2 separate regions of the Mus musculus genome follow, and region 2 is linked to region 1. A link is a loop called in an ENCODE intact Hi-C map of the cell type or tissue named here. Cell type or tissue: heart. All regions are shown on one strand. Each heading gives the region's core, and the rest is flanking DNA. Links, peaks and the distances in the headings are about the cores only.

Region 1 (10,779 bases), core at 5,450-7,949:
ATAATAATGACATTCATTTGTTGTTGTTGTTGTTGAGATGGGGATGCCATTCTCTCACTGTAATTGTGGGATTGTCTACTGCTCCATCCACATCTAGCAGGTTTTGCTGCATGGATTTTACAGCTTTATTTACTTGTATTTTGTTCCTGCATGTTTAGAAATATCATGGCTTCTTAATGGCTCGGCCCATTGTTATCGTGTAACGTCCTTTGCTTATTACTGTGAAGTCCACCTTATTCATTATCCATATAGCCACTCCTGCTTTCTATTAGTAACCTTTGCATGATACACCTTTTTTTCTATTATTTTATTTTTTAAATGCCTTTACCACTGTATTTGAAGTGAGGTTTTGGTAGACACCACATAGTTGAATCATGTTTTTTTTTTCTTTCTGACTTTCTTCTTCTTATTGTATATATGTATAATTATGTGCATGTGGGTGCACGTATATGTGTATGTATATCATGGCAAGTGTGTGGAGGTCAGAGAACAAACTTGGGACTCAGTTCTCTCCTTCCACCTTGTGGATTCTCAGGATTGAACTCAGGTTATGACACTTGCGAGGAAAGGACTTTTATCCTCTAAGCTATGTCTCTGGCTCTAGATCATATTTTTTGGATTACAAATTTTTATTTTCCTCTTAAGTCTCCTAAGTTATGCTTTGTGAAACAGAACATAAAACTCCTTGGAATTATAATATAATCATGGTATTCTCTCCTTCCCCTTTGCTCCCTTCAGCCCCTACCAAAGATCAACTTGTTCTCTTTCAAATTCATGAGTTTGTTATAATTGCTGGAGTGTGTGTGTGTTTGCTCCCAAGTACACAAATAAAGCATATCGGCCTGTATAATGTTATTTGTATGTATATTTTCAGGACTGACGACTTGGTCCTGGACAACCAATCAGGGTGCTCATCCCTGAGAAAGACTATTTCTCCAGCTCTCAGCATTCCTTAGTTGTTTGTAAGTCCTTGTCTAAGGCTGTGGCCTTCTGTGATTTCCCCATCTCATGTTAGCATGTCTGTTTGTGTTGTCTGTTGTCCTTGTTCAGATCATGTTGAAGAAGCCATGCTGGCAAACCTGATTCTGTTTGTCCTTACACCCACAAGTCTTTACCCATCATCAAGGAAACCTTGCTTAACACATTACAGAAACCCACAATTTATTAGACTTATGGAGCCCGGTCCCAATTGATACATCTACACCACTACGCTTGCGCCTGAGGCTCCTTGTAGAAGAGGAGATCATTGTAGAAGTGGGGGTGGAGAGATGGTAAGAGCCAGAGAAGCAGGGGCTTTGCTGTGAGATTGTGTCTCCTAGAAATGTCAGAGAAGCTACACCATGGTTTTAACACATTCTGCCAATCTATCTTACTATGAACTGTATAGCTTTTAATTTTACTGGTATTATTTTACTATTTTCAATATAAAAACTCTACCTCTATTTTTGTCCCTTTACCATCTCTCCATCTCTAATATATTTTACTTTAATTATTTCCTCTATATACCTCTAGAACTACCTCAAGGAGTTTTATATAATTTGGGAGACAGAAGGAAAAGCAAAGCAACTGGTGATCTGTTTCTCCACACACCATTTCAGCTTTCTCTTCCTTTACTGGTTCTTTTCTGTGTAGAAGGACATCAGCTGACCTTTTAGGGTTGGCCCACTGGTGACACATTTTCTTAGCTTCCTATTCACTGAGAATGTCTTTCTTTTCCCTTCGTTCCTTGGGGGTACTTTTCCTGTGTATACAGTTGTGGGTTAGCAGTTGTTTCAAAGCGTGAGACCTATGGTGCCAATTCCTCCTGGCCTCTGTGGCTCTGTTGAGAGAGAGAGAGAGAGAGAGAGAGAGAGAGAGAGAGAGAGAGAGAGAGAGAGAGAGAGAGAGAGATATATATATGAGGGAGTCAGTTATTTCCTCTCTTGGGGCTGCAACTATCTAAACTCTCAGAGGCTTAATCATAGGGTGAATTAGTATGGAATTCTTAGCCATTTGTATAACATTAGAGGAGACTCTGGGTTTTCTTTAGGCCTCGTGTTTTAGCCTGGCATTTTTTTCTGGGGCAGCTCTAGCAAGGAAAGGGAAGGAAAGGGATTATTATTCCCAGCTGGAAGTGTGTGTTTCCCATTAGTCTTGTGTATCACCTGAAATGGGAGTTCCTCACAACTGCTGTGAGGGGAGGTAAGTTTACATTCATTTCTACGAGGTGCGGACTGATGCAGGGCGATTGCTCTTGCTGTTGGACGATGGTTGAAGTTCTGACTCATTCCCAGGCATCCTCTGATTCAGCTTGGCATTGAGGGAGAGGACTTCCTCCCTACTGATGGGCTGCAGTGAAAACCCAAGCACACCACTGATGCTGTGCTGTGTTGCCAGGTGGATGTGTGTGTGTGTGTCGGTGTGTGTGTGTGTCCGTGTGTGTGTGTGTGTGTGTCCGTGTGTCTGTGTGCTGTTGTCAGTTGGCAGAGATCAAGTCCTTGGGTTCTGACCCCATGACCGCATGGGGGTGTTGGGCTCCTGTCTCAACTCATTTATGCTGCTGAAATAAAATACCACATAGGTAATTTTTTAAGAACAGGAACAAGTTCCACAGACTTGGAGGTTTAAGGTCTCAGATCAGGGAACTGGTGTGTTCGGTGTCATCTGAGGACCTTATGGGCTCTTCCAAGATGGTGCCGTAGTCATCACCACACAGAATTCTTGCCTCTTAGTACAGTTTATTGGGTATCAAGTTTCAATGTGAATTGAGGAGAGAACATAAATGTTTGAGTCACAGAAGTCATCTTGCCAATGTCATTAGAGAGTGAATTCTGGGTCCCTCACTGAGCCTTTGCTGGATCCTAGCTGGGGCAGCCATGCTGTTGGTCGAGGAAGAATGGATATTCTCAAAAGATTTGTGTCTTGCTAGGTTTTACCTTTCCTCTAGTCAGGGCTAGCTTCTGCTAGGGCGTTTTATTTTTTTTGAGATCTGTAGCCACTGGCATGCTCACTTTGCTGAATTCTTTAATGTCATGTCAAACCTATGTAAGGAATTTCAGTCCTGAGCCCAGTTTCTTAGGTCTAAGATCTCTTAAGGGTCTACCTTCTCCTATTTTTCTGTATTTGTTTCATATGACATTTTGGGCAGGAGTTGGGGCGAGGGTGGGAGTGGGAATGGGGGTGAGGGTGGGAGTGAGGATGGGTAAGGAAGAGAGTGAGGATGGGGATGGTGTAGGATAAGGAAGAGGGTAGGGATAGGGTGGGGTGGGGATGGGCATGGGGGTGGGGCAGGGGTAGGGGGGATGGAAGAGGAGGGGGGAGGGGGATGGGGTAGGGATGGGGGCAGGGATGAGGGTGGGGATGGGGGATGAGGATGGGGGTGGGGTGGAGATGGCATGGGGTGGGGATAGGGTTAGTAGCCTGGGATTTAGCCAGTGAGAGGGCCTGAGAAAAGTGTTCCATCTGTCCAGACTGTGCCTTTGTGTACAGATACTTATGTTAGAGATGAGTTCTTCTTACAACACTGGGTAGCTGGGCTGTGGAGGGAAGGCACTCCTGAGCACCCCTTGCTGAGAAATGGCTTCCTGTCATGATTTATACCAGTGCATGATGCTCTCTCTGTTAGCCTTTATTGGGAGCTGTTCATTTCACTCTTACCAGGAGGCCCTAACCAAGTACTCAGAATGGCTAACACTTTCCTCACAATTCTGACTACTGCTGAGGCTGCAACTAGCTCACTCCTTGCAGGGAGAGGAGGGCAGAGTAGGTAAACAGGGCCCCCCAGCTGTCAGCCTCCTTTCTCTTTCTTTGATCCTTCCCCTCTCCCTTGATTCAAATTGTTCTCAAATTTACAGAAAAGGAAAGTACCGTATTTTCATGGCAGATAAGAAACCCGTGTTTGGCTTTATTTTATGTGGATAGGCTCTTCAATCAGGAAGATGGCTGGGCTCCCTTCCGGTTTCCATGAACTGAGGAACACTCCACAGGGCTTGGCTTCGTCCTTTATCATTCTGATGTGAAAATCTTATTGGAGGGGAAATTGAGCAGGTAATGAGTATAGCTTACATCCTGGGGGCCTTGAAATGCAGTTTACTAAACCAAACACAAAAGACAACAGTCTAAACATAGATTCAGCCACAGTCAAGCTTTTCCTGTGAAAGAAAAACACACACACACACAAAACCCTAAGCAGGGGAACTGTCACACTTCCCATTGTTTGTCACAGGCTAGTTTGGGATTCCACAGTGACAGCTGTCAGAGGCCCAACTTTTCAGCAGAGAGGTAAAAAGCAGGGCAAAGCTGGGAATCTCTGGATCTTCATGGACTCTCAAGCCCCGATAGCCCTTGGTCTTCTTATGATAGGGCCCTTTGCTTGCTATCTTTCTTTCTTTTTTAATTTTTATTGAGTATTTTATATATTTACATTTCAATATCCCCTTTTCAGTTTTCCCCTCCACAAGTCCCCTATCCCATCCCCCTGCTTCTATAGGGTGCTCCCCTCACCCAGCCACCCACTCCTGCCTCCCTGCCCTGGCATTCTCCTACACTGGGGCATCGAGTCCCAGGACCAAGGGCTTCTCCTCCCATTGATGCCAGACAAGGCCACCCTCTGCTGTGGCTGTAGCCATGGGCCCCTCCATGTATACTCTTTGGTTGGTGGTTTAGTTCCTGGGAGCTCTCAGGGGTACTGGTTAGTTGATATTATTGTTCTTCCCATGGGGTTGCAAACCCCTTCAGCTCCTTCAGTCCTTTCTCTAACTCCTCCATTGGGGTCCCTGTGCTCAGTCCAGTGATTGGCTGTGAGTATCTGCCTCTGTATTTGTCAGGCTCTGGCAGAGCCTCTCAGGAGACAGCATATCGGGCACCTGCCAGCAAGCACTTTTTGGCATCCACAATAGTGTTTGGGTTTGGGCTGGATCCCCAGGTGGGGCAGTCTCTGGATGGCCTTTCCTTCAGTCTCTGCTCCACACTTTATCCCAGTATTTCCTTTCTCTGCCTGAGTTGTGTGCCCAGGTTGTGTTAGGGGCTGGCAGTAATTATTCTTCAGACTAAGGAATTCAGGGAAGAGTCAATCCCAACACTATAGGGTCAGATGTCTTTCAGGCTGCAAAGTTTAAGATGAGAAGGACTGAGAAGTCTGATTTAGGTGATGTTCTCATCTCTCTGCTGTGAGATTCTGGGGGAATCATTTTCTAAAGGATGTCAGGAAGCCTAGAAAGGCCAGAGGTTCTGATGGTGACAGTGGAGTCCCAACAGGTGCAGAGAGATATGCAGACAGAAAGATGAAGGTAGTTAGAGGTTGGAATCTGCTCTGTCTATTCAGGGTGAAGGAGGGGGCTGAGCGGGAGTTGTTGAGGCAGAAGATGCCAGTTGAATGTGAGTGGAGAAAGACCTCACACTATGTTAGGAACTGATAATGGGGCGAATGGTTGCTTCCAGGAAGAGCAGCTCTGGTGAGATGTGGGTTTTAAAAATGGTTCTTTGGAAAGAGGCTTTGGTTATAAAAGAAAAGAACCAGGAAGATCAAAGCAGTTACTTAGTTTTAAAGCCGGGAAGAGCATAAAATACCGCATCATTGAGCGACAACAGCAGGTGAACACCTGATACACACGCACAGATACACACACACACACACACACACACACACACACACACACACACACACACACAGATACACACACACATCTTGGAAAGAGGAAAGCACACATTATTCTCTATTTAATGTATCTATTTTTGGCAGTATATCCTTATCCCACTGGTCTTTATTTTTTTTAGCAAATATAGTCCCAGGCCCTCAAGAAGCCAAGAAATAGTCTACATCCTGGGATGAATAAGGAGAACCAGGTCTCCTGCTTTTCCTGGGGCACCCTCCACCACATGATACTGCAGCCAAATTGGATAGGCGGTAATCCAGGTCTTTACCACCAGGGTGAGTTCTTTGGAGGCTGCGCCCTTGAGTAAATATGAGAACAGATAAATCTTGGCTTGCGCCTAATGTGCTCTAGTGGCCTGAAGAGAGTTTCATTTGTTCCCCTCAGAGAGAGGATTTTTCCATACTGTGGGGTTTCAAAAATAATCCGTGGTGGCCACGGCTCATGTGCACACCGAGGTCAGAGGTCAGTGTTTCTGGAGGAGGAAACAGCAGGGTGTGAGGGATGTTGGGCTGGGGAGTCCAACATCCCTCACACCCTGCTGACTTGGGTTAGCAGTCTCTGCTCTGCCTCTTTGCACCTGTGTGATCCTGGCTAAGACACTTGCCAGTCAGGCTCAGCTTCTTTGTAAAGTAGATAGATGTGTTACAGGACCTACCTCGAGGGGCTGTAACGATTCAAGAGAATGGTGTGCATACTGATGTTGGAAGAGCTCCTGGAACTTAGCAAGTGCTTAGTGATGCCTTGGCTATTGTTGGTATTATTATCTTCTTTAAGACATGGCTGAAGTGTTCTACAGTGCTGTGACATTTGAGCTTCGGTGCCATCTAGTGGCTGGGACACTTCAGACGATGTTGTAAGTCTTGGGGTTACCTTCACAGGTGACAAGACAAAACAAAAAAGCAAACACAAAAACACACCAACCATCATCAACAACAACAAAAATCCCTGGTTTTCTCTGTCAATACAGATCTCTTTACATGTCTAGGCTGAATACAGAGAATAACTTTGTCTCTGCAGGCAAAAAAGGGAATTTGATTATGGGCCTTTTGTGCCTTTTCTCCCTTGGACTGGCCATACAGGAAGTCCTGTGTTCATAATGGATATAGCAGCCCCTGGGGCAGGACAGACCTGTCAGGTTTGCAAGTTACCAGTTGAAGGACTTCAAAAATGACTTGGCAAAGAGTAACTATGGTAGAATTGAGTGGTCAAGGGAATGTGTACAAATGTCTAACATAAAGCCTGTTGTACATGAGGTCAGGAATTTGCAGTAGATTCTTAGGCTAAGGAAGTATTCCATTGGTTAGTTCATTCATTCATTCATTCATTCATTCATTCAACGACTATGGAAAACATACCATGTGCCTGGAGCTGATCTAGATGCCATGCACGGAAGTCAGAGCTTCTCTGAATTTGTGTTGAGAGCCACAAATCCAAGAGATGATCCGGGTGTGAGTACCACTGGGGAAGTTATGGACCGAACAAAGGGCTGTCCACAGAGCATAATTTCCATCACAGACATAACCTATTCATATATACTTACATGGAATGTTAGCCTGAGCAGAAGGTTAAATATCTTTTAAAAGATTGTATTACTTATTTATTTAATATGAATTATGTGCACATGTGTGTATCCGTGTGTGGGAATGTGAGTGCAGGTACCCACAGAGTCCAGAAGGTGGCATTGGGTCCTTTGGAACTAGAGTCACAGGCAGTTGTAAGTCGCCTAATATGGGTGCTGGGATTTGAACTGAGATCCTTTTCAAGAGAAATGTGTGCTCTTAGCTGCTGAACCATCTCCCATCTCTCCTGCCCCAGAGAAATAGGTTTCCTTTAAACGTTACTACTATATTATAATGATTTTTTGTTGTTGTTGTTAGTAGGTGAAAAATGGAAGTTCCTCAAGGAAAGAGTTTTTGTTTTTTGTTTTTTGTTTTTTTTTTTTTTTTTACCTAATTTGCCTAGAAACATGGTGTGAGCTGGTGGTGGACCTGGAGTCTCCATTAGTGTGCTGTGGTCTCAGGGCAATGGTTCAACTGGCTCAGGGGACCTCAGCCACTTGTTGAGGTGTTAAAGAGCACGGTGTTTACTTTTTACCTGTAGGTTAGCAATCTCATTATCTCCTCCCTCCCCCTCATGAGCCTGAATATTTTCTTGATTAATTTTCTAGGAGCTTAGCAAGTTTCTTACAATTTGCTTTAGTAAATCACCCAGAGGTATATATGTCAGACCTGGATGAATTCTTAGATTAGGTCCTAAGAGAATGGGCTTTATAAAGGGCTTGGGGGAAGGGTGTTGAGAAGGAGAGAAAGCAGGTGTGATGCTCAGGAAGAATAAAGTATAATAATATAGTAGGTATAAATGCTGATGAGAGCTATCCATGTACAGGAGATATTTATACCAATTAATAATAACAGTATATATCTTTCATAGAATCATAAAGGCTTTAAACTAGACGGGCACTTCCTACACCAGATGGTTTTCTCTGTTATATCTCCACATGGAAGAACATCCTGAAGTCCAGCTGAGACCCTGTAGTATGGCTTTCCCACATATCAAAATGGAACAGAAATTTAAAAGATGTCAAGAAACCCACGGCCTGGAGAATGTCTAAGTCTCAAATGTCCCCTAAGTGAACGGTGCTTGGGAATTTCCAGATAATGGCGATAAGGATGGTCCAATGGCATTCATTCCGTGCCCCCACGGCCCCTCAACTACTCTTCCCCACATGGAGAAGGAAGCTATGGTGTGTCTGCTGCACGAAGCCCATTGAGTCTCTGGGATCTGCTGGTTTCTTTCTGAATCCTGCCTTCCTGCTTCAGGGCTCCAGCTAAAGCTTCCTGAAGAGAAAACACCTTCCCCGAGCCCACTTGGCAGGCTGCTTCTTAAATTAATTTCCCTTCGCGTAGATACATTCCTCAGACCCTAGAGGATAATCAAGCAGTTTATTTTATAGTAGTTCAATATCAGTGCCAATCCTCAGGGTTGGGGGCCTTTGCTAAAATTCTACATTTTTTTTTTAACATTTCCTCAGTAGGTTTCATTGTTCAGCTGATCTGTAAAAGAGAATTCTCTTCACACACCCTGGCAGAGAAGATCAGCTGATTTCTTCCATAGCTTTTTCCTGGCTTAAAAAAAATAAAAACAAAACCAAAAAGATGGCTTAATAAATGTGGCTTTACCTTTTATAGTAAAGGTACTGAGAGGTGGGCGTGGTGGTGTAAGGTTGTAGTCCCCAGCATTTTGGAGTCTGAGGCCTGGTGATCTCACAGTTGAGGCCGGTCTTAGCTATATAGGAAGTATCTGCCACAAACGAACTTTTCATGCTTTCTCTAGGTTCCATTGTTGCTACTGCTGAAGCTTGCCCCAAAGATTCTGTTCTTGAGTCCATTTCTGGTGGATTCCAGGTGAAGATGACACAGCCTTCTCTTTAGGCAGCTGATTTAGGGAAGACTTGCTTACACAACTTGAATACAACTCTTAAAAACTTTTAGCCCATAGTTTGCCTTCTCCAAAGAATAGCAACGGTCTGAAACCTCTGTGTTTTCTCTTAATGGGCTCCTTTATTAAACTGGCACCATGATTTACCTATCTTAACTCTATAACGCTTATTTCTTGGTTCTGTGATGTATCCTATCTTCTATGAAGGTTGGAAGAGCTCTATTTGGTGTGTGTGTGTGTGTGTGTGTGTGTGTGTGTGTGTGTGTTTGCTTTTGACGGCTGGCACAGGAAACGCAGGGCGTAATCAGACTGTAAAACTCTAAGCAGAAAGGAGATTGTCATTTCGGCTGCAGACAAAGCAGATAACAGGCAGCTATTAACTAGTCAGAAAGATAAGAGAATGAGTTTGATTCCTCATTAAAAGCTCCCTAGTTTAAGTCTTTTAAAGAAAGGCTCTGAGTCTTTGCTTATTAAGTTACATAAACAAGGTGAAGGGCTGTGGGGGAGAATGGAAACTCTCGGTGTGACCTATAATTAGAAAATTTCCACACCGGGAATAAAAACAGAGGCGGTGTGCTGCTTCCTGACCCCACTCAGGCTTCGCCATCATGGGAGACAGATAAGAAAACACCAAGGAAGGAAACCTGAGCCAGGCTGCCTGCTGGCCCTGGTGGTGGGTGACTCCACGGGGCTAGAACACTTCCTTAGAGTCTAAATGATCTCAAAGGCACCTTGAGAGGGGCATCACTGCTAGCAGGCACGGCTACTAACCGAGTACCAAGGCAGTATTCTCTACTGCACTTGCAAAGGTGGTGGCCTGCCCTACGGTTGCTTCTGAAACAACTAGAGACAGTCAGCTGATTTAGGAGAAAGGGCGCTGGCTGCCTACACAGGTTCTTGCTCGTTGCTTCCCTCAGCTAAGGACTATGCTTCTAACCTACCTGCTGATGGTGTTGCTTGATCCCATGCAATTAGGAATGCTACAGCACTTAGAAAGCTTTGGTAGTGCCTCGGGCAGTGCTGGTGGTCACTCTACCATGCATGCAAAATGTGTCTTTATACAGAATGCAGTGGCTTGTCTCTGTTTAAAATTGTATCGGGAACCTGAAACACGTGTTGATGGTCCCTGCATGAGGAAGTAGTCACAGGTGGCCAGAGTTTTGTAGAGGTCATGGTCACATCTGCCGTGGCTCTCAGACGCCATGTGCTTCAGAATGTCACAGAGGGAGACTGTCCCAAGTTTCCCAATGCCAGATTTCATGTGAGGGCAAAGCAAGGTGAACCTGGGGTCCTGATGGAAGGAAGGGAGTCAGGTTCCTGCCCCACCTCTTAGTCAAATGAGACTTTGAGTGAAAAGCTCCCCTTTCCTCCTCTGTGTGGCCTCCTGCCATCACACTCCCGTACGTCTGGAGCAGCTTTGAATATTGACCTTGGTGGCTCATCAATGGGTTCTGTGAATTGATAGATTGGCAAACTGTTTGAATAAGAGATTGTCTCTCAAGCCTGTGTCTTGGTGTCAGAGAGGTAGTGGGTGCTGCATTTATGATTTAATAAGTAGACATTTAAAAAATGCCAGCACAGTGGCTGCAAAGCAGTTGCTGGCTCGCATTCTGGCTCCCTTCCTTCCATAGCATTTCTTCTTCCACAAACAAAGAAGTTACTAGAATGATCTTAAACAACCCCCCCAGTCCTGTTACTCAGTCCTAGC
Region 2 (10,779 bases), core at 3,790-6,289, 48 kb after region 1:
GGAAGACAGAGAGGAAGGAAGGAAGGAAGGGAGGGAAGGAGGGAGGGAGGGAAGGAGGGAGGGAGGGAGGGAGGGAGGGAGGGAGGGAGGGAGGGAGGGAGGAAGGAAGGAAGGAAGGAAGGGCTCATTACTTGGGTCTCATGCTTTATCTCCATACTGAAAGATGTCCACAATGACTAAGGGAATTTTTTTTAAAAGACATGCACAACGTTTTCTAGGGATCAAACCTCTATTTGTGAGGAAGACTGGTGGTTTGAAGATTACATAGCAGAGTTACATCTAACATGAGCGTGTTTCCCTGGATGGAAGGAGTCTGATAACTTGTCTTTCTTTCTTAGTTAGCATCTCAGAGTCCCCCGCCTCCCTTAACATCCTTTTTGCACACCATCTTTCTAGGAAAATGGATCATTTATGGGGATGTAGTGATTTGTACAAGAATGTCCCCTGTGGGCTCAGATATTTGAATACTTAGTTCCCAGTTGGGGGAGCTTTTGTAGGGAGGTTGGGAGGCACAGCCTGGCAGGAGGAAGCATGCTAGCAGCTTTGAGACTATAAACCCTCATCTACTACCTTGTTCTCTCTCTGCATTGTGCTGTGTCTGACACTGTGAGATTCCTGCTCCCGATGCCATGCCTGCCCGCCATGATAGACTCCTAGCCCTCTGGAAAGGTAACCTCAGTGAACTCTCTTCTATAAGTTTCTTTGCTCCTGGTGTTTTATCACTGAAACGGAAAAGCTTGCAGGGAGGTAGGAGGCAGCCTGTGGCGTTGATTCAATGCACCTGGCCTTATCCTCGGATGAGATCGGTCACCAGTCAAAAACTGTGAGCTTGAAGGTCTTGGGTGCTTAACATCTATTTTTACAAATCTTATTTAGCAACTTAGAACTGTGAAATATTGGAAAGCTACTTAAACCTTCTAAACTCCCTCCTCCACACTATGAGAATGTTACATTTTCTATTCAGTTATTTTTGAGCAGTAAACAGATGAATCAAGGAATATGCCCATCACATCAAGAGTGCTCCTAAATGGACTTGCTTGTTATTCATTTACAGTGTGGCCCCTTGACTTTCATCGGCACTCCTAGCAGAAAACAAAATCCGCCAGATGGAGCTGGAGAGATGGCTCAGCTGTTAAGAATACTTATCCCTACACAGGCCCTGGAGCCAGTTCCCAGCACCCACACGGTGGCTCACAACCATCTGTAACTCCAGTTCTAGGAGACCCGACTCCCTCTTCTGTCTGAAAACACCAGGCACGCGTGCGGTCTACATACAAACATGAAAGCAAAATACACACATTACATAAATAAATCTTAAAAAATGATTCGGGGTGGGGGAAGGAAAAAAAAGGATGTTAGAAAATCGATGTAACTGTTTTTTCCTTTTGCACAGATCTAAGTAGGGAAGGAGAACATTCTCTTACCATCGAGAATAATTGTTTTCATTGCCCCCAAGTCTGCTAATAGAGCTTGCTACCTTCATGGCTGTCGTAAGGATGAGGCAAAGATGGACTTCAGCTTTCAGACTGTGTCTGCTCAAATGTTGGCTACTCCTGTTTTCTGACCCCCTTCTCTGGTGCAATGTGGACTTTCAATTAATTTCCCTGCATCTTTTACATATTTGATTTAAAAAATATTTTATTTTATGTAATTGTATGTATATGCATGTCAATAAGCATATGTGTGTGTGTTTCCATGGAAACCAAGGCAACAGATTCTCCAGAGCTGTAGAAATGGGCTGTGAGACGCCCACTGTGGGTGCTCGGAACCAAACTCGGGTCCTGTGGAAAGACAGCGAGCACCCATAATGCAGAGGTATCTCTCAGACTCTACTTTAAAATTTCAATTTATCTTTTTTTTTTTTAAAGTTCCAAGTAACTATAGGAAAGTACATGGGTATATAGATCCCCAGTACCAAGATTCTTCCTTTGCAGGTAGCACAACTTGGTCTGCTTCACATAAAGAATGGAAAGTCATTAAAACACTCATCACACTGTAAAGTAGAATTGAACTCTGACAGAACAAGCGAAGTGAGTCTGACTTCCAGGTAACTGAGCCTTCTTTTCCTCCTAAAGACACAAGCCATACACAGAGTAAAATAAACTTGGGCATGGTGAGAAGGAAACAACGCAGGAGGGCTAGCCAAGTCTGAGAGTCGTGAGTGTGCTCGGTTTATAAACGGAGCCCACCTTGCCAGCGAGGTAGTCACATGCTCTGCTAAACAGAAACTTAAGAAAACACTTACACGAAGCAAACATGGGGAAGTGCCATGCAAGCATGTGACTGACTGGTGGCAATGACCGAAACCACAGCAGCCACTAGAAAAGGAAGGGTAGTGCGCCACACTGTAGTTGTGAAAATGAACTTATTCATTTATTTTGAAAAACGTGTAAGAAGCAAAGATGTCTTCTTTCCCACCTACCTTTGCGGCAGGCGAGCACTTCCTGGAATTTATAAAGTGCGATCTTTCTGGGGACTTCTCATAACATTTCCTACTGCTCATCTATGTCTGTGTCAAATAGAGAATGCTCTTGAACAAGTGTGTGTGTGTGTGTGTGTGCGCGCGCACGCGCACTCACTCCTGCTCTGTTGAGGTCCAGTTTTGATGGTCCCGCCAGAGGTATATTTGAGTATCATTTCTCAAGAGCTTCAGCTGGGAGACACTGCCTCTTACTGGCCTGAAGGTCACTAGCTGATTCATCTCCGTTTGGGCTGGCGCGCCTTGGGGATCCTCCTATCTCTCCTTCCCCAGTGCTGGGATAACAAGGTTGGCACCACATGAGCCTTTTAAAATGTGAGTTTGGAAGCTCAAACGCAGGTTTTCATGCTTGCACTGAAACTTCACAAGCTGAACCGTCTCCCTCTCCTTCCCTCTCTTTTTTCCTTTTCTTCTTCCTTTTTAAAACACATCTTGTCTTTAAAAAAAAAAAAAGGCCCAAAACAAGTGTAAAGTATTTCCCTATGTGTGTGGAGGGAGGGAGTATAGGAGGCTGATTTCACTGAGATCCTGTTAAATTTGGGTGCCATAGCCAATCAAAGACGCATCGTTTCCTCTAAGAATTCTAAATGGGGCGATTACCACGGGCCTGCAGGTTCTGGTTTGTATTAGAGGAGACACTGTCTTCTTAAGTAAAACATAGAAGGGGAAGTGTCCAGAATTGTAAATAAGGCTTCGAGAGAAGCCTTGTCTGGCCACCGGGATGGAGAAGACCTACCTTCGCCTATCCAGGATCCATCGTCCCTCCCTCTACCCAGATCTGACAGCCCTCCTTGGCTCTTTTGCTGAGGTTTGTTTGAGTTTGTTTTACTCTCTGCAAGAGAAGTTTCCTTAAACATTCTACCCTGTTCACAAGTAAATACACCTCTTAGCTAAGAGGCCACACACCCAGGGGAACACCGATAAAAAGAACAAGCCAGAACCTTCAGAACGCTGTCGATAGGTACACCAAGCAGCCTTCATACGGAGTTTTCATTCGTGAGGAGCTGAATATACAACAAAGCTAAATGTGAGCAGACCAGGCATGCCTCTGCTAAATGAGGATGCCCACACCAAACATGCCCAAGATCTTCAAGTATAATTTTATTATATAGATTCGCTATGTGTTGACATGTTTTTATAGTGAACCTGGATTTTACAAACCCTCCTGGTTTGCCACCTGCTTCTGGCACCATACTTGAGGCTTAGGCACGTGATAAAGGAGCATGCCTGTTTCCCCCCTTATTTTTTTTAAAGAAAAGCACCATGTTACATCATTAATCATGCATATCAGTGTAGTTTAGATCCGATGTAGAGACAATAATCTTATCTCTTTGTCTGGCTGAAAGACTGTCCTTTAAACTATCATTCTAAATGCATTTGGTTTTTGCCAGGAGTAAAACATGTCACAAGATATTTGTTGTCATTTCCCAGGCGTGGAAGGAAAGGAATGGAAAGAAAACGAGGGGTGAAGGCTGCTGTTCCTCTCTAGTCGCTACTTGAAGTCTACATAGCTGGGGGGGGGGGGGGGACTGTTCACATGGGACCGGTTTCCTCTTTGTTCCTACACTGGCGCCTCTGGCAAGAAACTCTCCCTTCTCTTCCCCCCAAGCATATCTTGGCTGAAAGGTCAGCTCTGAAAAGGGGCCTGGCCAAAGTTACTGTAGGGGACCGTGGTCATGGAACTGGGTAGACAAAAGCACTCTAGCAGCCACTGGAGAAGGACCGGGGGCTCTTCTCTGTGCATTTGCCCTGGAGCCCTGACCACCGCCAGCTCCCTGCATCTCCTTGCTATGGGTTTTCTGGACCGAGCCAGGCAGGAGTTCACAACCGAAATGTCTTCTAGGGCTAATCAGGTAACTTCGGACGATTTAAAGTTGCCAGATGGACGAGAAAACAGTAGAGGCGTTGGCAACCTGGATAAGCGCCTATCTTCTAATTAAAACATTCAGACGGGGCGGGGGATGCGGTGGCCAAAGCACCATAAAACAAAACTTCCAAGTACTGACCAACTCACTGCAAGTTTGTGCCCCGAGTACATCTAGGTTCAGGGGTTCTTGTCTTCATGCTCCCAACTGCGGGCGGATTTTTGGTCCCTTGGGACTTTCAGTGCAGCGGCGAAGAGAGTTCTGCACTTGCAGGCTCCTAATGAGGGCGCAGTGGGCCTCGTGTTTCTGGTGATGCTTCCCAGGTTGCTGGGGGCAGCAAGTGTCTCAGAGCCCATTACTGGCTACATTTTACTTCCACCAGAAACCGAGCTGCGTCCAGATTTGCTCTCAGATGCGACTTGCCGCCCGGCACAGTTCCGGGGTAGTGGGGGAGTGGGCGTGGGAAACCGGGAAACCCAAACCTGGTATCCAGTGGGGGGCGTGGCCGGACGCAGGGAGTCCCCACCCCTCCCGGTAATGACCCCGCCCCCATTCGCTAGTGTGTAGCCGGCGCTCTCTTTCTGCCCTGAGTCCTCAGGACCCCAAGAGAGTAAGCTGTGTTTCCTTAGATCGCGCGGACCGCTACCCGGCAGGACTGAAAGCCCAGACTGTGTCCCGCAGCCGGGATAACCTGGCTGACCCGATTCCGCGGACACCGCTGCAGCCGCGGCTGGAGCCAGGGCGCCGGTGCCCCGCGCTCTCCCCGGTCTTGCGCTGCGGGGGCGCATACCGCCTCTGTGACTTCTTTGCGGGCCAGGGACGGAGAAGGAGTCTGTGCCTGAGAACTGGGCTCTGTGCCCAGCGCGAGGTGCAGGATGGAGAGCAAGGCGCTGCTAGCTGTCGCTCTGTGGTTCTGCGTGGAGACCCGAGCCGCCTCTGTGGGTAAGAAGCCCACTCTTTAGTAGTAAGGCGGAGAAGTAGGGTGCGGGCGGAGAGTGGGAATAGAAGAGGACCTAACTCGTAGAGCTCTAGAGACCCTCCTCCCTTGGGTGTTCTTTCACTTACCAATGGGGAAACTGAGGTTCAAAGACTCTTCCGAAATGACTCAGCCAGGATTCTACTCTCCCCCGGGCATCGGTTGGAGCGTGTCCTGCGGAGCCGTCACAGCCCCTGGCGCTAGGTAGGCAGGAGTGGAAAGGCGGCCTGAGCCGGGGCAGGAGATGCTCCCACTGGCAGGAACAGGCGGTCAAACGCTGGGAAGCCAGCTCAAGCCAAGCGGCCCGGCTGGCATCAATCACTCCGTGCTGTTGCCCACCGCCCTAGTGTGGGGCAGGGAATCCGCCTCTGGCTCCGCTCCCCTTTAGCTCCAGCGTGTAAGCGCACGGACTATGTGAGGTGAGGTCTCTTCATAGAGCAACACTTTCCTCCCTCAACTTTCTTTGATGCAGAATGCTATTTTTGCTGGTAGGAGGAAGACGCGGCTTTCTCTTCTGTGACAGCTTCTCCAGGTGTATTAAACTAAATAACTCTCCACTTACCGACTCCAAAGCGCTGGTCCTGGGGTAAACTCTGAAAGTCTCAGAAACTCTTGAGCTTGGCACCTAGTTATAGGTCACTTTTCTTGTTTTAAAATGCCCTCTGCTTCAAGGTTAGGCCCACACTCGCTCTTGGGCTTTTGTGCAATAATTTCCCTTCCCTTCCCTTCCCTTCCCTTCCCTTCCCTTCCCTTCCCTTCCCTTCCCTTCCCTTCCCTTTCCCTCTTCCTTTTCCTCCTCCTCTTCCTCCTCTATTTCTCTGTCATTTCCTTTTTGAAGCCACAGTTTGCAGATTTCCAATCTCCACCCATTGGAGAATGGAGAATCAGGAAAAAAGAAGTCAATTCTGCAGAAACATTCCTTGCGCCCTAAGAGAATCGCATGGCTTAAAAGCATTGGCACTGACATACGGCGCCAAGATCGCCTGTCTAGAGCTATTGAGTTTTCCTCATAATGACTTGGTTCATCAGGCTAGCTCCACCACGAGTGCCCTCTTGTTCCTGAGAAGGCCGCACTCTCCCCCTTTCTGGGAAGAGAAAGACAGCCTGGAACATGTGCTTGCCCTGGGTTCCATAGAGAAGCAAGTTGCTTTAAAGCCCAGAGAATTCCTAGTGTAGCAGCTTAACAGCGTCCCGTTCTCTGAATAAGATGGAGGTTGCCCTTTTGGAGTGTGTGACTTGCTTAATTGGATTGGGCTATAATTGGTGCCATCCAAGTCTCGAGACAGAGCCGCTGTTGTTTTTCCTTCTGGTCTTTGAGCGGGAAGGATAACAGTGCACAAATTAATTAATGTTGGTTATCGGATTTGAACATAAAAGGGCTTTTATTGTATAGTAGCATATGTACCTCTTGCAGTCAGAATGAGCTGTCTAAAGAACAGAACCCAAACTTGCCGATGAAAATGAATGAGGTTTAATAAAGGCGATGGATGAGCATTAGTCACTGATGTAAATCTCCAGTTATTGATAACCTCATTGACTGGATTTGATTGCAGACATGTATTGGTATGGGGCATCCTTTAAAGATGAGCATAGCCAACGTGCCTGCACTCTAAGAGAATCTATGGCTGTATGTTATTACAGAGACAGTTGAGAAGCTCTTAGTGGCTCTGGCGTGTAGATCAGCGGTAGAGCGCTGAGGCTCTGCGCTCGCTTCCTGGCACTGAAGAATAAAGGCCATTTACTGTGGTGGTGCAGTGGGCGCAGTTTGTGACGAGTTACTACTACATTTTCCTCACACATCTGCCTGACTAATGAGTTCATCAGATGAGCGTATCCAGTGATTGTTTGCAGGTTAATGGTTCTCAGTCATGTTTAGAATCTACTTATCAAACAAATTGTTTTCTCATTTCCTGCTTCTTCTCAAACAAAGTAAGATTCCATTATTGAAAGGCTTGTTTAAGAGCATTTTAACTGCTTGCCTATGTTAGGGACAGTGACTTATTTCATATTGACAAATATTATGCCGATTAATTGAATATGACTACCCAGTTCTATAGCTGTCTCAGGGCAGACCAAGAGCATCTGTGATCCAGTCACTTTAAATGCCATTTAAAATGCATAATTTGTTGGTCTAGGAATAAACACACTGTAAAGTTTAGAATCACGGCCCAAACACAAGTCTTTAACAATGCCAACTAGCTTCTGAGATTCATTAATGTCATTTAATTACCAATGTTTTAAAAATATGTCATTAATTACTAAATCTATAGTTGTAACAGCAACACATGTACATCTTATTAGGTTGGGTATATTCAGGGTGGCATAGCTGTAGACTATTGCACATCTGTGTAGGTGAGCCAGTGGACAGCTGCCTCTGGCTGTTCTCAGAGGGCCACAGTGTCACGGCATTGGCTATTTGCCTTGGCTCTTTGCTAATACTTTATTGACATGGCCTCATCTTCGTTCACGTTCACTTATTTGCCCAACAACGTCAATGCCAGCTGAGGCCTTAGGAGTCATCTGTTCTTAGTCAGTGTGAATTAGAAAGCCTGGATGCCTGCCTGCTATTAATTAGTTATTCTTCTCTTCTGAGACAGAGTCTCACTGTGTGGCCCAGGCTAGTCTCAAACTTGCGGTCCATTTGTCTCACTCATCAGAATGCTGGGCTTCCAGGTGTGTGCACCACACTAGGTAGCTCGCGTTTTAAGCTAAGAGCTGGAAGATCCTGATGTCCTTTACCATGGTGGGCATGTTACAGGTTAGTTGACTGAAAACTAGTTATCTCGCTGTGTAATGACCTGCAGTGGTATGTATCTCTCAAGATGCTTTTTTGCATTTCAATCAGTTAGGTAACAAGTGTCTTATGTCTCCAGCTTTGTATTGGTATGAGCTCAGAGCTTTGATTAATGAGTTGGGACCCCCTAGCTATTGCTCATTAGACTTACACTATTTTTAGTTTTGCTCTGAGTTTATGAATATGCATGTATGCATGAACTTGGGAGATATTTCTCTTCCCCAATTCCTTTTCCTCCATTTAAATGTGCTGTCTTTAGAAGCCACTGCCTCAGCTTCTGCAGCTCAGATACCAAAGGAAGTCTGGTACACAGCATGATAAAAGACAATGGGACGGGGTCACAGTGGCTCCCGTCCCTTTCAGGGGTATGGAGACGAGCTGTAGAGAGATGTCTCCAGGGAGTTTTCATTAATCAGCAATTTAGTCAGATCTGTGCATCCTATGCTTTACAAGAAATGTCAGTGGGCCTGAGATCATCAGATGGAGGTTCATCGGGTTTCAATGTCCCGTATCCTTTTGTAAGACCTTGAAGTTGGCAACGCAGGAAAACAGGAACTCCACCCTGGTGCCGTGAATTGCAGAGCTGTTGTGTTGGTTTGTGACCATCTGCCCATTCTTCCTGTTATGACAGAGCTTGTGAACTTTAACTGGGACTGGGGCAAAGTCAATCCCACCTTTATACAATGAATTGCTGAAGAGGCCTTTTAAAACTTGGAGTGTGCATTGTTTATGGAAGGGCTTTCCTATTGGATCCAACTCTTTTCTAATTTGTTTCTAGGTTTGCCTGGCGATTTTCTCCATCCCCCCAAGCTCAGCACACAGAAAGACATACTGACAATTTTGGCAAATACAACCCTTCAGATTACTTGCAGGTAAGGATTCCTTTTTGAGCCAGCTTTCCTATGTGAAAGGACTCATTGTTTACTGAGGTCACAACAATTTCCACTATTGCAGAAGTATAATAGTATTGTTACAATTGTTTATAAATCATGAGACTTCTAAGAACCTATTTAATAATGAAACAATGGAAAAAGTCTTTTCAAACCTTTGTACTCTTTTGCTGAGCCGTTTTCAACATGCACAAACATATTACACAAATATAACATACACAGGAACACACATGAATGCATGGGATGATGTGCCTAAAACTAGCATGTAATTGATATTCACAATTATTGATAAATTAGTAAAGCAAAGGAATTCCTTATGAATAGAGCTAAAATTCTATCCATGTTCAAGTCACCCAGAATGGCTTCTGGACATTTTTTTTTTTTAGCTGTTTTCTACAAGTGAAATTCTGCCTGTATTAGCAATTTAATATCTAGCCAATAATATTCCTGACCATATGTCCTGTTCAGACCATGACCTTCATAATCTGGCTTGATGTTCTGGGCTTCTTTCCCTCTTGCCAGCAAGATGTCACGGTGTTGATGCTGGATAAACTGAGAAACAGAAGTTTTTCGCAAGAAGAGGACCTTGAATTTTGCTTTTCCACTGAGAGACAAGAAAGGAAACTTAGAGGAGGTGTAGCTGGGAGTGTGGTCATTCATGAAAGACCTGTTTGCAGGGCAGTGTGTTTTGCTGGGGACAGTAATGAGCCTAGATCGTAGTGCCATCCGAGGAGAGTGCTTGGTGGCAAAAAGAGCCCTAGCAGCTTGTGGCAGTTGCCTCATATTTGAAGAATACTAAGAGGTCCACAGAACAACTCAGGGCTAGTGTAGATCATTGCATGTGGAGAGAATCCAGGCCTCATATCTAGGGTCTACAAAAGTAACCAATGCCCAGTCTTTGGGGGAAAGCAAAACCAGAAAGCGATGATAGCAGGACCTGTTTATTTTCATTAAGTCATGGCATTTCCAGAGACTTTGCTCCCCCTATTCTCAGACACAAAGCCCACTTAAGATCTCCCTCTGGAGACTGCTGGGAACATTTCTTAAGTTCTGAAAAAACCCTGGAGTGATTGGGCACAGACGATCCTGTCACTTCATGTGAGTGCTAAGCTCTTTGGGTGATGACTCAGTGGGTCACATTGTTTTATTCATATTGACTACCTTCCGTTTGCTTTGCGGAGAATGGAAGCTATAGAAGTCTGTTTGGTGTGGCCCTCACAAGGCACTGTGAGCTTCTTCTCTCTGTGTGCTAACTTCTTACTCTCCCTTGCTTATACCCACATAGGGACTCTGGCTTTGTTGCTGTTCTTCAATGCTTCAGATGTGCCCTGGGTCCTGTCTGTCCTTCACACTTACTGATGCTGCCTGGAATGCTATTCCTCCCAATGTGCATAGGGCCAGCTCGGTCCAAATCCTCTCTTTTCTTTGCCTCTTTTATATTTTCCTTCACAGTATCAAATCACCACAGTTTATGCAACAACTTGTACTTTTAAATTGTCTGTCTCCCTCTATTAGTGTTAGGTTCCAGAAAGGCACTGATTTTTTTTCTTCCTGGTGTACACTGGGCAACTACTCTACCACTGAGCGTGATATCCTTGGTCCCTTAAAAGTTATCCTCTGTCCTTAATAATGCTTAGCAATCATATTTGCTTAAAATATTTATTGAATGACTGCATGAATGAATGAATGAATGAGCTAACAGAAAACTCATGACCATGTGGGTGATTTCCGAAACAGAGTGTGAGATCTTTGGTGGCATGTCCTTGTAGACTGTC

The links. Peaks named below come from ENCODE experiments on the same cell type or tissue, not always from the same donor. Only the 100,000 strongest peaks of a DNase experiment are listed, where the experiment ranks them.
Region 2: it touches region 1 in a loop (3-fold over the local background); 6 of 42 quality-filtered maps call a loop at or near these places.

Annotation. Positions count from the first base shown.
Region 1 is chr5:76,022,144-76,032,922 of GRCm38, reverse strand. No RefSeq gene overlaps it. Among named protein-coding and RNA genes, the nearest start is that of Gm32780, 16 kb to the left of the region's middle. In heart, for the core only: CTCF peaks have their summits at 6,467 (motif pointing left) and 7,299 (motif pointing right); no DNase peak of the experiment used is centred there.
Region 2 is chr5:75,972,609-75,983,387 of GRCm38, reverse strand. It overlaps Kdr (kinase insert domain protein receptor), which reads left to right and starts at 4,933. Exons shown (of 30, transcript NM_010612.3): 1 at 4,933-5,286; 2 at 8,893-8,986. The coding sequence starts at 5,220. Gm32727 (a long non-coding RNA gene) reads right to left here and starts at 6,056. Exons shown (of 3, transcript XR_868500.2): 1 at 5,410-6,056. In heart, for the core only: no CTCF peak of the experiment used is centred there; DNase peaks (open chromatin) are centred at 4,047 and 4,857; H3K4me3 peaks cover 2,352 bases; H3K27ac peaks cover 2,336 bases.